2 separate regions of the Mus musculus genome follow, and region 1 is linked to region 2. Evidence: chromatin loops called from intact Hi-C (ENCODE). Cell type or tissue: heart. All regions are shown on one strand. Links, peaks and the distances in the headings refer to the core of each region. The heading gives the core; the rest is flanking DNA.

Evidence for each region. A loop is a pair of places that touch in the nucleus more often than their neighbours do. Peaks named below come from ENCODE experiments on the same cell type or tissue, not always from the same donor. Only the 100,000 strongest peaks of a DNase experiment are listed, where the experiment ranks them.
Region 1: a loop joins it to region 2, with 5 times the contacts of the local background. A loop is called at or near these places in 37 of 42 quality-filtered maps.

The regions. Positions count from the first base shown.
Region 1 is chr7:99,622,014-99,630,336 of GRCm38, forward strand. It overlaps Tpbgl (trophoblast glycoprotein-like), which reads right to left and starts at 5,090. Exons shown (of 1, transcript NM_001195529.1): 1 at 2,054-5,090. The coding sequence starts at 4,635. The coding sequence ends at 3,481. In heart, for the core only: a CTCF peak has its summit at 3,889 (motif pointing right); DNase peaks (open chromatin) are centred at 3,958 and 4,968; H3K4me3 peaks cover 2,156 bases; H3K27ac peaks cover 620 bases; H3K27me3 peaks cover 7,933 bases.
Region 2 is chr7:99,794,564-99,802,886 of GRCm38, forward strand. No RefSeq gene overlaps it. Among named protein-coding and RNA genes, the nearest start is that of Neu3, 30 kb to the right of the region's middle. In heart, for the core only: a CTCF peak has its summit at 3,903 (motif pointing left); DNase peaks (open chromatin) are centred at 1,018 and 3,548; H3K4me3 peaks cover 498 bases; H3K27me3 peaks cover 3,071 bases.

The DNA.
Region 1 (8,323 bases), core at 79-8,078, 170 kb before region 2:
CCTCAGACTCTGTCCTCAGGCTCATGCCTGGCCGTCTCCGGCTCTCATTCCAGATCTGAGGGCACCCGTAGGCTCAGGGTCACCGACACGAAAGGCTTCTCATAGAGAACTTTTTGAAAGGCAATTTCGCACTGCTTACGGGTCACAGCAGCCTGGGAAGGCTGCCACGTCTCTCCAAGTGCGCAGCGGGTTCATGTCTACCACACTCTGACAGTTACACCCACATTCCCCCATCCCTGCCTGCTCACTGCCCTACCTACTCTGTAAAGGGACATCCCAGAGATGGCTTCTTCCCTATCACTCCATCCGTGCTGTCCCCATACCCTGGGCCTCTGCCCACTCCTCACTCATAGCAGCTTCTGGGAGAGGCTTTAGGCTCAGTGAATGGTATCAGGTCAAGGTGGCCCATTCCTGGAGTTACAGTACTAGGGAGGATAAGACTGTAGGGTCTTAAATTCAAGGGCAGTTTGGGCTACATAGCAAGACCCTGTATGAAAACCAACCAAACAAAACACAAACCAAGGGCTTGAGGATGTAGCTCAGTGGTACAGTAATTGTAAGTATCTGGATTTGACCCTCCAGGATTGCAGAAACCAAATAGAATAAACCCCAACTCAGCTCAAATGCTACTTCATCTATGCAATCCTTTTAGGCTAGGTCAGGGGCTCTTTCTCTGGCTCTCAAAGTTTCCTGCGATCTCTTTTTTCCTAGACCTTGATCAAATGTCTCCGCTCTGGGTCATTAGCCTCCTTGGGACTGGCAGAGCTGTATTAAGTATAGGCTAAATGAACGGCTAGATTTGCAGAGGAGGAAGACTGCGGATATGGACTGGAAGATTGCATAGCAGACCAGAGCTAGGTTCTAATGCTGTCCATAAAAGTCACAAAGGCAAAACCCCACTTCATATACTGTAGGCCTTCAATTGATTTTTTTTTAAAAATCTGTTGATATTTTGTGGCTCAGTAAAACTAAGTTCTTAGGACTTTGCAGAGAATCAAAAGTAGCAGTACATAAAAGGTCCACTTGTTTGCTGGTAGTGACCCCACAGCCAGCAGCACGTTTTATTTGTCAGAATTCACTGCAGTCAGAGACTACGTAATTAGAGGCTACTCTTTTAGTACTGTGATCTGTTGAGAGGTAGTTTTCTAACCTGCATAAGACCATCACCATTCTCTCCTAGAGGATGGACAGGGTACATGCTGATGGTCACTGACAGATGCTCACGAAAAATGGTGGGGGTGGAGAACAGATACAGCATCTACTCGGGAGGGGAAGGCAAGGAGACAGCTCACTGTGTCCCACTGAAGACAACAGAGGCTTTCCATGGCACTAGGACGGCCCTTTCAGTGGTTAGAAGCCACACATTCTAGACATATGTGACTCTGAACTTCTAAAACACATGCCGGAATTCTGCCCCATGGTTCTAGGGCTCTGAGACCCTCAGCAACCAACACTAGGAATACCGAGGTCAAAGGTGAGCACCATCCTTCAGCCTAAAGCCTGTCTCCCCAAATCACCTTTATTAGGGGGCCACTGCCCCTGCCCCACTCTGGCAAAAACAAACAAACAAACAAACACAAAAACCCAAACAAAACAAAACAAAAATGCACAGCCTGGCACAGGAGGCACTAGCAAGCAGATAGGTCCACAGCAGCCAATGGCCCCTTAGACAGTTTCACCCCAATAAAATGCCTCTCCTTTATAGCTGTCCTCCTTCCCAAGAGGCTCATCTGAGGCTAGGTTCGTCAGTCTTTCTTTCTCCCTTTCAGTGACCCACCCCACATAAAGGATAGAGGGTGTAAAGCAAGCATAAGATCTCATGCTGGCTGTGGATAAGCCCGTTTCAGACCATTAAAAAGCAGGCTGGAGAATGACGGAGAGCACCCCCACCCCCTGTGTCTAGCCTCAGTCTTGCTATGTGTACTCACAGCCTGTTTCTTTTTCCCACATCTCCAGAGAGTGCATAAGGGCCACTGCCCCAAATGGCCACCTCTTGTCACCTTTCACGCCCACCAATGCCCCAAGGTCAGTAGGACAAACACAGAACCACTTACAAGAGCAGAGAGCATCGGAGATTATTGCAGACTTTATAGAAAACAGCCCAAGGGAGGTCCAGATTTCTCAGTTGAGGATGGGGACAGCGGGCCTCAAGCCGATATACAGAGGAGGAAGACCTTCCTGTGCAGAGGCAGCACAGGCCTGCCATTCTGCCTGACTTAGGGTGAGAGGCAGGGAGGCAGTTCCCCCTCACTCACCATTGTGCTTTGGGATCATGCAGAAGGCAGGGCACTGAGGCCATGACCTTGACCAGGAAAGCTTTCCACTGAGACTGAGACAAGAGGTCAGACTCCATCCCCTTCCAGAAGGCATGAGAGGTGGTAGCAAGGAGTTCCCAGGGGAGGACCGTGTGGATGGTGAAGCACAGAGCACAGATGGGCAGCAGCTCCAAGCCTCACGTTTCCAGACAGACCAGTGGCCCTGGATTGGAGACCCTGCTCACCCCACCTGCTCCCTTCCTCCCTCAAGTCTGCCTATATGCTATGGGGGTGCTTTTACTTGTCCTGCAGGATGGGAGAACATCTCCTAGGAGGGCAGTGGGTAGCACCCCACCATGGGGGAAGAGCCCTCTCTGGCCCCTGGTCAATGAATGGTAAAAGTGCCAGCGATGGATGTCAAGGGGACTGAGAGCCTAAGACTTGGGCCAGGGCATGAAAGTGACTGGGGTGAAGAGCTGACTTTTAGATGGAGGACAAACTCTGTTGGGACATTAGAGCCGCAACAGAAAGGCTAAGGCTTGGATTCTACACCAAGCCTTCCTTGCCCCTGGCATGAAAGAGACAAGGCCGGAGCTGAAACCCAGCCAAGAGCAAGGAATGGAAGGGCCTGAGCTAGAACCAGGGTATGAAGCAAATCAGATTAGAGGAGACCACTGAAAGCCTTCAGATTTGGGTTACATGATGGAGAGCCCAGAGTTCTGAGGTGGGACAAAAAGCTCAAACTTCATAAAAACCTTCCAAAGAGACCAGAAGGGTAGACCCCCCCTCCCCCCAGAACTCTGAGAAAGGGACTGAGGTCTTCTACCCTGGAGCAGGGGTCAGTGCAATCTAGCCAGGGTGTCTGGCTTAAAGCATATAGAAAGGTGGAGAAAGTGCTAGAGATTTCAAAATGGAAGAGCAGGATCTTTGGGTGAGCCTGGACAGGGAGAAGGAATTTCAATTTCAATGGTCCAGTAAGGACCGGCAGGCAGGATTTGTTTCTGAAAACAGATTTCTGGGTTTTTGATCTGGAAACTCTAAGGCCAGGGAAAGAGTACACCTTGGAATTTCTGTATGGGAGAGATACTACGATTGATCCAAAGGTCTCAGAGATCCAAACTCGTAAGTGTGTTATCTCCGGGGCCCAGGCCAGGCAGAGAAAGGCTGCATGGCCCAAGTAAAGTCATCAGCTGATAGGAACAGCCTCCCACTAGGGAGGTGATGCTCAGAGACCCGAGCCTGGAGAAGTGGCCCGGGAGCCGGCAGGGGCGGCCGGAGCAGGCGCGCGGCGTGGGTCTGCATCCTGCTCGTAGCGGTAGTGGTAGCCCTCCATCTGATCTCTGCAGGCCTCGCGCAAATTGTGCATCCAGCGTTGGATGCCGCGGCGGTTTAGGTAGAGCACCATGAGGAAGATGAGGCCGATGAGTGCCAGCACCAGCCCGAAGAAGACGTAAGAGGCTTCCAACTCCGGGCCGGCGACGTCTATCCCTTCCCCGCTCTCGTGTGCATCGCCGTCGGAGCAACCTAGTCGCGCCTCGTCCAGGTCTATCAGAGGCCGGTCCAACAGTACGCGCGGGGAAGCGCAGCGCAGGCGGCGCGCGTCGGGTACGCGCTCGGTGGCGTTGTGCAGCCAGGCCAGCAGGGGGCGCGAGGTGCACCCACAGCTCAGTGGGTTGTCCGCCAGCAGCAGGCGCGGCTGGGGCAGGTCGCCATCGCGCTCAAGCGCGCTCAGCTCGTCCGGGCCCAGGCCGGCCAGCGCGTTGACACGCGCATCCAGCTGCTCCAGGCGGGGCAGGCGCAGCGCGGCGAGTGGCAGGCGGCTCAGCGCGTTGCCTACCAAGCCCAGCAGGCGAAGCTCGGCCAGGGGGGCCAGAGCGGCGTCCAGTGCATCCAGCATCCCGGGGCTGCCTCGAGCCAGCGCGTGATTGAGCTGTAGTGAGCGCAGCGCAGGCAGCCCGCGAAAGGCGCGGTAGCCCAGGGCGCGTAGCGGGTTGTGGCTTAGGTCGAGTGCCGCCAGGCTGGGCAACCCGTCGAAGGCACCGTCCTCTACTACCTCGATGTTGTTGTGTGTGAGGCGCAGCGCGGTAAGGAGCGGTAGGCGCACGCCGTCCGTCGCCCCCTCGCCCCCTCCCGCGAAGGCTGCGGCGCGCAGCACGGTCAGGTTGGCGCCCACGATGGTGAGGTTGCGCGCGTCGGGTGGCACGTCCCGGGGCGGCTGCCGGAGCTCCGCGCCCGACGCGCAGCGCAACATTAACCGGGGGCTGCCGAAGCAGTAACACTGGAAGGGACAGGGCGCGGCGGGCCGGCTCAGCGCCGCCGCCAAGAGCAGCAGCCCTGGCAGCGGGCTCCAGAGCCCCCGCTGTCCCGCGCGCGGGGCCATCGCGGCCGTCCCCGCATCCAGCCCCCGGCCCGCAGCGCTCACCAGTGAATTGGGAGCGTTTGGAGATGATGGGATGGGGGTGGCACGGGAAGGTGGCTGTGGGCTAGACCTTGACCCGGAGCAGCTGACAGTTCCGACCGGTCCGTCCTCCAGCTTGTAAAGTCCGAGGAGCCTTCACTTTGATGGCTGGGGGCTACAGGGGTCAGGCGGGGAGCGGAGCCCCCCGCCCTCGCTGCCCTCGTCGCCCTGCGCTCCGGCCTCCGACTTCCGCGGCTGTTCCGGGCTCCGAGCCGAGTGGGCAGGGTTTGCCTCCCCCTCCCCGCCTCCTGGCCGCCTCCTCCGCCCCCAGCGGAGTCTCCGCACCTCCTCGCAAGGGAGGCGGGGTGGGAGGCTCCGGAGATGCAGGCTTAGGGCCGCTGCGCTCTCTTGCTCCCCTGCTCTCTAGTTCACGAGCTGCTGAGAAGTTTGGCTCCCCAAGCTCTGACTTGCTTCTTTCCCCACCCCCTTCGTTTAGGCAGCTTCTTTCCTCCTCCCTCCGAAGCACACGTGGGGCGGGGCCCTCAGGGCTGACCTGGCAGGTGGATCTGTGCACCCAGAGAAGGTGGGAGAGTTTAGAGCTGTCCCTAGAAAAGGAGGCAGGGCTGAGGGGTGGGCTGACAAAGTTACTCTTCTTGTAGTCAAGGAAAGGAGCTGTGCTAAGGGAGCGAGCCTGGAAAATCCCTAGCCTTGGATGTCTCCTTTGCGAACCCAGTTCCCTTAGGCTGTGTCTAAAACTCTGCAGGTCCTGTGTGTCCAGTCTTTTATCGACCCTCTTCTATGTTCTAAAACACCCTCTGTCCCCACATCTCCCGCGCCCTAATTCAGGCTGCTCTGCCTCTGCCAAGACCACTCCCATTGGTTCCACCTTTCAGGCTGGGCCCCTCCTAGGCTCAGGGAGCGGTGGGTGGAGTGATTCAGCTCTTTGCTTGCCCACCCCGCCCCAGCACTGAGTACTGCCAGGATACTGTGCCCCTTCCCCTCCAAATTGCCCTACCAGTCAATATTGAGTGGTGTGCCGGTTGGGGAGAGGGCTCTAGGAGCAGGAAAATCAGGAACTGATTTTGTAGTGGAGGGTGGGGGTGTGGTAAAATCCAGGGCTGAGGTGGGGGCTGAGCTGTTAATAGGCTTGTTTTGTTTTGTTTTGTTTTTCTTTCTTTCTGGGTTTTACTTATTTACTTTTTTTTTCCTCCAGAATTGAGAAGCTCAAGACCTGATTTAAAGAGACAGACTCCAGAGGAGGGAGCATTCCTGGTCTTGGCATGAATTATTCAGGTTGGAGAAGCTGACATTTGATCTGCAGGCCATTCGAGTATCTTACTTGGCAGAGCTGGTTGGGATAGAGGCTCCCCTCCTCCCCATAAGCATCAGTCAGTCTCTTTCTCCTGAACTGAAGACTACTGGTTGGTTTCTTCCCTGAAGTTGCATTTAGAAGATCGACCAGCAAATTGAAACCACTTTCTGAGGCATATCCTGCATTCCCTGGGTCTCAGGCAAATACCAACACTAAGGACCAGGCTGGTGATCTTGCTGGACTCCCTCAGCTCATATTGACCTAGTCCTGTCTCCATGATAACCTCCAGATGCTAGCAGATGACAGTAGTAGCTTTTAGAGCTGGACATGTCTGTATACATGGCCACCTGAGTTTACACACGTGTGCCTCTACACAAAAAGGCAAACTTTACACAAACAGACTTACACATGCCCATGTGTGGTCTATCAAATTTATTCTTACTTGGATGTGCATGCATGTGCACGGGAGGCTTGCACACAGCAGTTCCAAACAAATGTGTCTCACATAGACACATGCAGGCACATTCGTGCCTGTGTACATAGCGGCTTTGAGTGTAACCTGGTATGTGTCCATAGAGTCAGAAGCATACCAAAGTGCTTGAGTGTTCACTCACTGGGCCAACACAGGTTCAACTGCAGCCTTAGAGGGGCAGCTTGCAGACTCTTGTGAAAGTGAATGCGTACAGACGGGGCCCTCTCCTGCTCTGGACTATGTCCTTGGCCTTTGGAGGTCACAGGTACCTTTTCTCATACAGCACAAGTGCTCAAATCATGAGTGACCAGAACAGCCTGCTTCCCCCACTTAACTGCATGGAGACCTGCCTCCAGTCCCTACGGAAGTGTAGACCACTGCCAAGGCCAAAACTCCCTCTCCGGTTTTCATGGTGGCTGCCTTCTCATTGCTGCTGACTGCCTTCTCCGAGGGAGAGGGGTTACATAGTTGCAGGCAGCTTTCATTGACTGGTGTTAAACACCTCAGCTGGGGAAGAGAAGCTTAAGAAGAACGGACATCATTAGGCAAGGGGAGTCGTGTTCTCTGTGTTGTATGAATGAGGGAATTGTTGTGTTCTCTGGAAGAAGGGCTCTCTCCCTTCGGGAGTTGCCAGTGTATTATGTCCAGTAGGTATTTCAATAAATGTCTGTCTGTTTGATGCTGAGGCTGTGTTTGCTCCCTGACTCAGTCAATGGAAGTATCTGCTCTTTGACTATTTGTCTCCTTTGCAATGGTGTTTTCCTGTCTTTGTTTGGAGCTCCGTTTAATGACCAGCGTACTACAACTCTCTTGGGCTTTTTAACCATTAGTACTGGGGACTCTGGATCAATCTGATGCCTGTGTTGTCAGGACACAACTCAGGGCCCAGCATGGAGAAGGAGCCAGGGAATGAACCTTCCCTGAAAGTCTGGCTTGAGGCCAGCTTGCGGAGGATCCTTCATCTATAACTGTACCCGGAGCCCCTCACTTGGATGGTTAAGTGCTTCCTCCCAGCCAGGTTTGGAGCTCAGGTTTCCAAAGATTCTTTGCCATAATAGTCCTCTGGGCCCCAGGATTCCTCCCTCAGCAGTGTGACTGGGAGCCTGTGGGTGGTGAGCTGGCCCTTTCCATGAGCTGAGAGCTAGGCAGGCACTGCATCACATCCAGGCAGACTAACTGGCTGCTGTGTGCCTGGACCATGCTTCAGGGTTTTGGTTTGTTTGTTTCTGTTTTGAGACACGGTGTTGCTATATAGCTATGGCTGGCCTGGAACTCACTATGTAGACCAGGCTGGCCGTGAACCCACAGAGATCTGCTGGTCTCTGCCTCTCAAGTTCTAGGATTAAAGGAGAGTACCATTATGCCTAGCTTGGATTTCTGTTCTTGAGATTCATATCCTACTAGATCTCAGGGCCACTCTCTGAGCCTTGCAAGATGATTCTCCTTCCTGTGCTCAGAGTTTTCACTTAGGCCTTTTTTCTTCTTGAAAAGACCCTGCTTACTCTACACTCCATTGCACCTTGGCACACAGGGAGGTTGGTAACTTCTTTGGGGTCACCCAACAGTATCCCCTCACTCAGCAGGCACCAGCTCCTCAGAGATGCTTAAAGATCACTGAAATTCTTGAGCAAGGCTCTGTTTTCAGACCTCAGTTTTCCTATCTGAAAAAAGAAAGAAGAGTGTATATGGATAGAGGGCCTCTTAGTCCTAGACTTTTTAGATACTTAGGCATGAAAATAAGATATAACTCATTCCTATCTGTGCCGCCACCTTTATATGTGGCCTTGAACTTGACTCCATGGCAGTTAAGGCCTTAACTTGCTCAGTCATACAGTGAAAGCAACTATAAATGCTCTTGCTCTCTCTCTCTCTCTCTCTCTCTCTCT
Region 2 (8,323 bases), core at 267-8,266:
CACTTAGGAGGTAGAGGCAGAAAGATCAGAAGTTCAAAATCATCCCTGGCTACATAGTGAGTTCAAGACCATTCTAGGCTGCATGTCTCAATAAAATGATATAAAATAAAATAATAAAATGAGGGGGCTGTGAATAGTTGACGCTGCACATGGCACAGGGCAGGGTCTGGTGCTGACACTCTTCAGGGCTTTGCTCATCTTCTACGCCACAACTGGTCCATACCCAGCTCCTCTTTGTCTAGGGGGCCTTGAGTAATTTCCTACTCTTCACAGTTAAAGAAATCCAAATAAAACCTGTGGTTATGTTCCAGACAAGAAAACAAAGGCTTAGAGGGGAAACTACCTGTAAAAACAGCAGAGGCAGGCCTGAAATCCAGTCTCCTCTTCTCTTCCCTTTCTCTGTGCCCCCAGTTCCATCAGTCCCCACGGACCCCAGAGGGTCCTACCAGGTGGGAGTAGAGTCAGGTGCCAGCCAGAACCCCCTACCACCTAGAGATAGAGTTAAACCCTAGATAGAGTCTGCTGCCCAGTTTTCCCTCCTTTAGGGCTTTTTCCTGAAACCCCAGTCTGTTGCCTCCTTTGGCTTTCCTCATCCTACAGGAAGACTTGGCATTCATTTGGCTGAACCCACAGTAGCTGAGCGTCAGGTTTGGAGATCTGAGGAGGACTCAGAGCTCACATGGTCAGGAAGGGCAGACCTGAGTGGGCAGAAAGGGACGAAGGCTTCCCTAGCAGGAGGCTCTGGGTCTAAACAAGATCATCTCATCTCGTTGGAGCCTCAGTACTTGCTAGTTAGGTCAGCACTATGATCTGCAGCATATATCGGGGAAGCCAAGACTTGAAGCAATGACGTCATCTGCTCGGGGTCTCAAAGGCAACAATATTCAAATTAGGGATTTCCCCTCTGGCTCCAGGCTCCACCTCTAGACACACCCTGCTACAGGCTCCTCTCTGCTGTGGCCCTTCCGTTGAATCTGTCACCCCCTTCTTGGGATGCTCGCTGAAAAGAGGAAGGTCCCCCACATTTCTGAGGCCTGCCCACCTGCTCTTTCTTCTTTCTGGGGCGGCAGTCTTTCCACAGCTGAGTGAACTCCAGGCCACTCCCCACCCACCCGTCTCCCTGATAATGAATTGCGAGCCTGCGGGCCCAGCTGCAATGCTTTCGTCACCCAATTACCGGAGCTGCTGGCACGATAAATCTTGCTCACACAAACGCAGGCAAATCTGCAGCTATTTTCATGGCCATTACTGTGCATAGGACATTGGGACCCAGGTCATTTGCTTTTCTGACATGGGTTTCCTATCCCCACAACTCTCCATCTTTTCTGTCTTCTTGCATTTCTCATTGGCAGCTACACCCCTCCCCTCCGCATCCCTCAAGCACCTGCACCCCTCCCCCTCTTCCCTGGGTTGTGGGCCAAGATCAGAAGACTCTGTGTGACCTTGGCCAAGTCTTTCCACCTTTCTGGGCTTCAATTTCTTGTAAAATATAAATGATGTCGGTGACTTTACACGTTTGTGGAGATTAGCTCACCCAGGCGTGGCACACGCCTCGCTGGCATTAACAAGGGTGCGTGTCAGCATTCTTTGTTATTTTTAAAACAGCTATGTATTTATCACAATGTGTGTTAGGGAAAAAAATATATAATATCGAGCCTGTATCACTGCTTGGAGACCATGAAATTAGAGATCCAAATAAAGTATGCTAAAGGAAAAATATTAAAAATAAGTCACAGATTTAGCTACTATGGAAGGATTGTGTGGCTGAGAGAAGGGTGAGAGCCTGAAATAACAGCCACACAGAGCTTGCACCCATAAACATCTGTTCTGTTCCCCACCCTGCCCCAGTTCCTGCAGAAGGGAATGCGGGCCTTCAGAGGGAGATGGCCTATCCTGCTGAGAGGCGCCAGCTGATCAGCAACAGGGTATTGGGGAAACTTGGGGCCTTTGTTCTCATGAGAAATGGTTCCTGGGCCTTTACCATACAGAACCCTTGTTTGGTAGTAGGGACAAGGGGTTCCAATGGCAGTGTCTCCCTTGGGGAGCCCCCTCTCCACTTCTCTTTGAAGAAAACCCTGTCGTAGTCAGGCAAGACAGTTGTCATGGCGTTTACCCAGTAGGACTTCCCTTGAGGTTTCAGACTTGTGGACTTGCAGTGAGGGCGCAAAGCCAAGGACAGGAGGTCCTGAGATCACATCTGTAAGGAGAGGCACAGGTTCACACAGAGGACATGACAGAAAAGGATTCAGGGGTGGCCTTGTGTGAAGGACTGTGTGTATGCCCTGGTGGAGGAGAACAGAACTCCCAAGATCCTCGTGGGAGCTGGGCACGCCTGCCAAGATGGGGAACCTCATGTCTTATCATAAAGAAAGCTGACTGAACCTGGGAGTTTTCAGGCCCATCCTAGGGCTGTCCCTAGACAACAGAGAGACTGAGACAGGGCTCCGGCAGAGACAGCTAGGGACAGGATGCCACTGAGTGGAACAAGGGAAGGAATTCCAGGAAGAGTGCAGAGGGCTCGCTCCATGTTCTTCCCCCTGTAGGCATGCACGGAGGAAGATCAGAGCCGTTTCCACAGCCCCCACAACAGAATTCACAGGCCAGCATGCAGCCCAGTGGTTACAGACGAGGTAGGGTTGACCACCTTAAAAACAAGCTGAGCCTTGGGTATCTGGCAAAATAGAAGGGAAACCTAGCTGCCTGCCTCTGAACACATTGGCAATGGGCAGGTGAAGAAGAAGAACTGGACATTGTGCAGAAAAGCCAAGCCCACCAACTCCCAGCTAACCCTGGGTACACCAAATGAACTATCTTATAAAAAACCAGAGGCAGATTCCACATTCCTCTGTGTGTGTGTGTGTGTGTGTGTGTGTGTGTATGCACCGTTATCACCATGGAGACAATAAGGCTAATGAGTGACGCCGCCTCAGGGCAATTTTGAAAGTTCAGGCACTTTGAAAGAACAGACTTCCTAGGGAATCCTCAGGAGTCCTTAGCAGAAATGCCTAACTGTTGGGATATGGAGCCTGAAGAGACCACCTCCAATAGCCAGACAGGTCCCCCAGCAGAGGGATGGGGACACCAACCCACCTACAAACTTTTGATCCAAAATTGGTCTTGTCTAAAAGAAATGCAGGAACAAAGATGGAGAAGAGACTGAAGGAATGGCCCATTTTGAGCCCCATCCCATGGATAGACACCAATCCCTCACACTATTGATGATGCTATGTTGTGCTTGCTGACAGGAATCTAACATAGCAGCCTTCTGTGAGGCTCTACCCAGAAGCTGACTGAGACAGATGCAGATACCCACAAACACTGGACAGAGGTCAAGGACCCCTATGGAAGAGTTAGGGAGAAGACTGGAGGCCCTCAAGGAGATGGCAACCCCATAGGAAGATCAGTAGTGACAACTAACCTGGACCCCTGGGAGCTCCCAGAGACTGAGTCACCAGCCATAGAGCATACACGGGTTGGTCCAAGGCACCCAGCACATATGTCGCAGAGGGCTGCCATGTCTTGCCTTAGTGGGAAAGAATGCATCTAATCCTGAAGAGACTTAATGCACCAGGGTGAAGAGAGGGGAGGGCTGTCCTCTCAGAGACGAAGGGAAGGGGTGGTGGGGGAGCATTTGGGATGTAAATATAAACTAATTAATTACAGAAAGAAAGAAAGAAAGAAAAGAAGGAAGGAAGGAAGGAAGAAAGAAAGAAAGAAAGAAAGAAAGAAAGAAAGAAAGAAAGAAAGAAAGAAAGAAAGAAAGAAAGAAAGAAAGAAAGAAAGAAAGAAAGAAAGAAAACCGGCACTGCTGTGCAGCCACCAAGGATAGACAACACGCTTTAAAATTGGGGTTGCCTGCAGTTTGCAGGGAGTTAGGGAAAGATTGCCACCTTGTGGTTAATTCTGGTAATGCCTCAAACAAACCTATGTAGGGCCTTATAGATGCTACAGATATCAGATTTTTGACTTGCTGGTCCAAAAATAGTCTTACCAATAACGTGTTCTAATTTCTGGAAACAAATTAATATCTAGTCTTTTTAAAAGAGACAAATATCATAAATTTTCTGCTCCAATCCAATCCAGGTGACTTTGGGAGACTTGGGGCTAGGGCCACTTACCACTTACCTGCAACTGCCCTCCTCCCCACACATTCACACAGATGCAAATGCATCCGACAAGTATGAGTCTATGGTGCTCACACCTAGTTCCAGGATGTAATCTGGCCTCTGGCCTCTGGCCCCTGCCACTGGGGAGCTCACCCTAGAAAATATATCACACAAATATAGTGACAACACACTTCAGGGCAAGGTGATGTTGACTGGAGTCCAGGGGGCAAGAAGGGGTCCTGATCCAGGAGCAAGGCAGGTACCCCCACAGATAGGACGTCTACTAAACTAGATCCTGGGAGGAAGGGGTTCTCCTAGCAGAGAAGAGGGGGAAGGGACCATTTGGACAAGAAGAGCCACAGAGAGACAGAAAGGAAGCCTGTTTGGGAACATCTGCCCACATGTGTAGAACAGCTGAGGAAGGTGGGGTAGAAATTAGTCCCTGGATACCAAAATAAAGGCTTTATCCTGGAACTGTGAGGCCTTATCATGCAAAGGCGCTGGCCAAAATGTTGCAAGCCTGACCACCCTCGTGTGAGCCCTGGGAACTTTGTAAGAATGGAAAGAGAGAACTGACTCCACAGGTTTCCTCGACTCTGTACATCTGTGACTTGTACCCACACACATATGTATGCCATGACAATTTAGATAAAAATGTTGAGTGGGCAGGGACAGTGTTATGGCGACCGATGGGGCATTCATGATAAGACACAAGAAGCTCACTGCCTTCGCCTCCTGCCTCTTCCTTGTCCCAAAGTCTGGTGTCCTTAGCGGGTCACTGTAGTTCTCTCAGACACAAAAGAGGGCCCTCTCATGACCTCATGCCCATGGACAGACACAAGGACCCCTATCCCTACCAGAGACAAGAGCAGGACCCAGACAGGGACTGGAGAATAATCTCACCATGGCTCTTTCCTGAATGCTTCACAGAGGCCATCTGAGGTCCTCTCACCAGCCAAGAGGTTAACATGGTTGTGCCCGATTTTCAGAGGAGGAAAGGCAAGTCTAGAGTTTAACGTATTGCCCGAGTTCTAAAAATTAAAGGAGAATGGAGAGAGGAGAGAAAAAACAAAAAAGCCGGAACTGTAATTAAGACTTAAAATGGGCAGTGGTGGTGCACACCTTTAATCCCAGCACTCAGCAGACAGAGGCTGGCAGATCTCTGAGTTCGAGGTCAGCTTGGTCTACACAGCAAATTTGAGGACAGACAGCAGGGCTATACAGAGAACTCCTGTCTTGAAAAGCAAAAACAAAAACAAAAATAACCACACAAAACTCACAAGACTTAAGAACCTTTCCTTCTTGAGATAGGGAGGTAGCTTAGTTGGTAAAGTGCTTGCCATACAATCCCAAAGACCTGAAGACCAAGGTTCAGTTTCACAGAATGCTTTTTAAAACAACAACGATGACAACAAAAACCTGGGCAGAGCAGATCTTAGCACTGGGCAGACACACAGGAAGATCCCTGGGGCTCACTGGAACGTTAGCCTTGTCAATCAGTAAACGCCGGGTTCAGTGGGAGATTCTGTCTCAAAAAATAAGGTGGAGAGCTACTGGGGATGACAGCCAATAGCAGTGTCTGGCCTGCGCTCTCTCTCTCTCTCTCTCTCTCTCTCTCTCTCTCTCTCTCTCTCACACACACACACACACACACACACACACACACACACCTTTACTCTCCTCCCAGCTTCTTCCTAATTCCCAGCATCTCTCACCCCACACTGTTCTGTTCAGTAAAGTTCTGTACAACAGTCAACATTCTCCTAAGCATCATTGAAGTACTTCCCTCCCTCCCTTGAAACTTTGTCACAGAAAATATATTTTAATGACCCCTGCCCTCAGGCCACAGAGCCCACAGCCAAGCCCAGAGGGAGGCCTCTCTTCCCTGCAGTCTAGACTTCTCCACGTTTAAGCAGATGTATCCCAGACCCAAGCTAAGTGGGCTTAGCCTGACACACAGGCCTAGATCAACCTAGGCTCCCACAAAGAAGCCAGACTCGGACTTTCCAACCTTGACCTTTTAGGCAGCTGTGATTGCTGTTATCTCAGATACTCAAAATCAGGATTTCCCAAAAGGTACTTCTGGGCTTATTACATGGCTTAAAATTACCAGGTAGCTGAATTTAAGCCCCATGTGCCTTCAGCCAGGCACAGAAGCGCTGTGCTGGATAGTTTTCTGTCAACTTGACACAAGTTAAAGTCTTCTGAGAGGGGGGAACCCTTAATCTTTCAATTAAGAAAACGCCTCCATAAGATCAGGTTGTAGCAGCCGGGCAGTGGTGTGTAGCAGCCGGGCAGTGGTGGCACACGCCTTTAATCCCAGCACTTGGGAGGCAGAGACAAGTGAGTTTCTGAGATCAAGGCCAGCCTGGTCTACAGAGTGAGTTCCAGGACAGCCAAGGGCTACACAGAGAAACCATGTTTCAAAAAACAAAAACAAACAAACAAAAAGAAAAGGATCAGGCTGTAGGGCATTTCCTTAATGATTGATGAGGGGTGATGCCACCGGGGATGGTGGTCCTGCTAAGCAAGCCATAGGAGTAAACCAGTAAGCAGCACTTCTCCATGGCCTCTGCATCAGCTCCTGCCTCCAGGTTCCAGCCCTGCTTGAGTTCCTGTCCTCACTTCTTCAGTGATGAACCATGATGGGGAAACATAAGCTAAATAAACCCTTCCCTCCCCAAGCTCCTTTGATCTTAATCATTGTATTTCAGCACAGCAATAGAAACCTGAAGACAGCAGTAGTTCTCCCAAGGACAGCCACCCACCTGAGCTAAATTTTGAGTCCCAGCTAGCAGCATTTGGCCTTAGCTCTCCCAACAGGTACACACATGCCTGCAAGCCAGGACCTTTGTCGGAACCCATTGAGATCAATGGCGTCTTGAGGCCTGCCCTAGAGCCTGGTTCTGGGTTGGTTCAAGGCCTGTGACCACCTACTGAAATTCCTAGGGCACTGGATGTTCCTTAGCATCGAAAGTATTGATGGACACCTACCCACAATGCCCTTCTCCAAAGATGTGAATAAACCGCAGCGTTCTCCAGAGGAGCATCCTCACAGAGGATGGGGAAGGATGTTTTTTTATGTAAGGGACTGGGCTCTGGCCTTCATATCTCTCGCCCCCTTCAGATCTTCTCCGATTCCTTTTGTAACCACCATACTGGTTTTTGGAAGCATCAGCGTCCAATCACAAGTCCCAGGTTAAATGTGCTCACCCTTAGCATTCCTTAATAACAACATAGCAGATGCAACCTGGAATACTAGCCAGGCATCTGGAAGAGCTTCTGTCTTGGTTCATTTCCTATTTCTGTAGTGAGACACTATGCACAGACAACTGTAGAAGAAAGTTTATTTGGGGCATACAATTTTAGAGGGTAAGTCCATCACCATTGTGGCTGGGAGCATGGCAGCAGGCAGGCAGGCATGGCACTGGACAGTATCTGAGAACTTACATCTTGATTCATAAACATGAGGTACATAGAGGTGACTGAGAACAACATGGGCTTTTGAAACATAAAACCCCACCCTCAACCCCAAGAAAACATCTCCAGCGACGCACCTCCTCCAACAAAGCCACACCTCCTAATCCTCCCCAAACAGTTCCATCAACTGGGGACAAAGTATTCAAATATTTGAGCCTATGGGGCTATTCCTATTCAAAGCATCACAGCATGGGTGGGTATGTAGCTCAGCATGGGTGGGTATGTACCTCAGCTTGGGGTCCTGTTCATGGCATCTCTCTGAGCCCGGCCTCCACTTTACTTCATGCTACCAGAGATCATCCTTGGGGTTGCTTCAAAGCCCTCTGAGGTCAAGGAAGGTCAAGAAGAGCAGGGATTTTCATCTTCCCTAAGACCCATCTTTGTATTCACAGTTTGTGGGCACTATACTTCCTCAAATGATTCAACCTGGAGTGGCTATTCATTCACTCTCTCAAGAAATATTAATCAATTCCATACTGTACAAGAGGAACAAAAGGAAAACTAAGAAACTTAAAACGCTTCCTTCAAAGTCCACACCTGTCATAAACCAAAGTCCATGGCCTTCATTTTCAACATAGATGCTTTTAAACCAGTACACAGGGTTAAGAACAATTTCCCAATAATTTGACTCCCCAAAAAGTTAAGTCTGAGGCCCTCGAGGGAAGAGATTTACCCCAGACCTATTAAATTCCATTCTCCAGGTGGAGGTGTGATAGAGGATCGGGTAGTAGAAATTG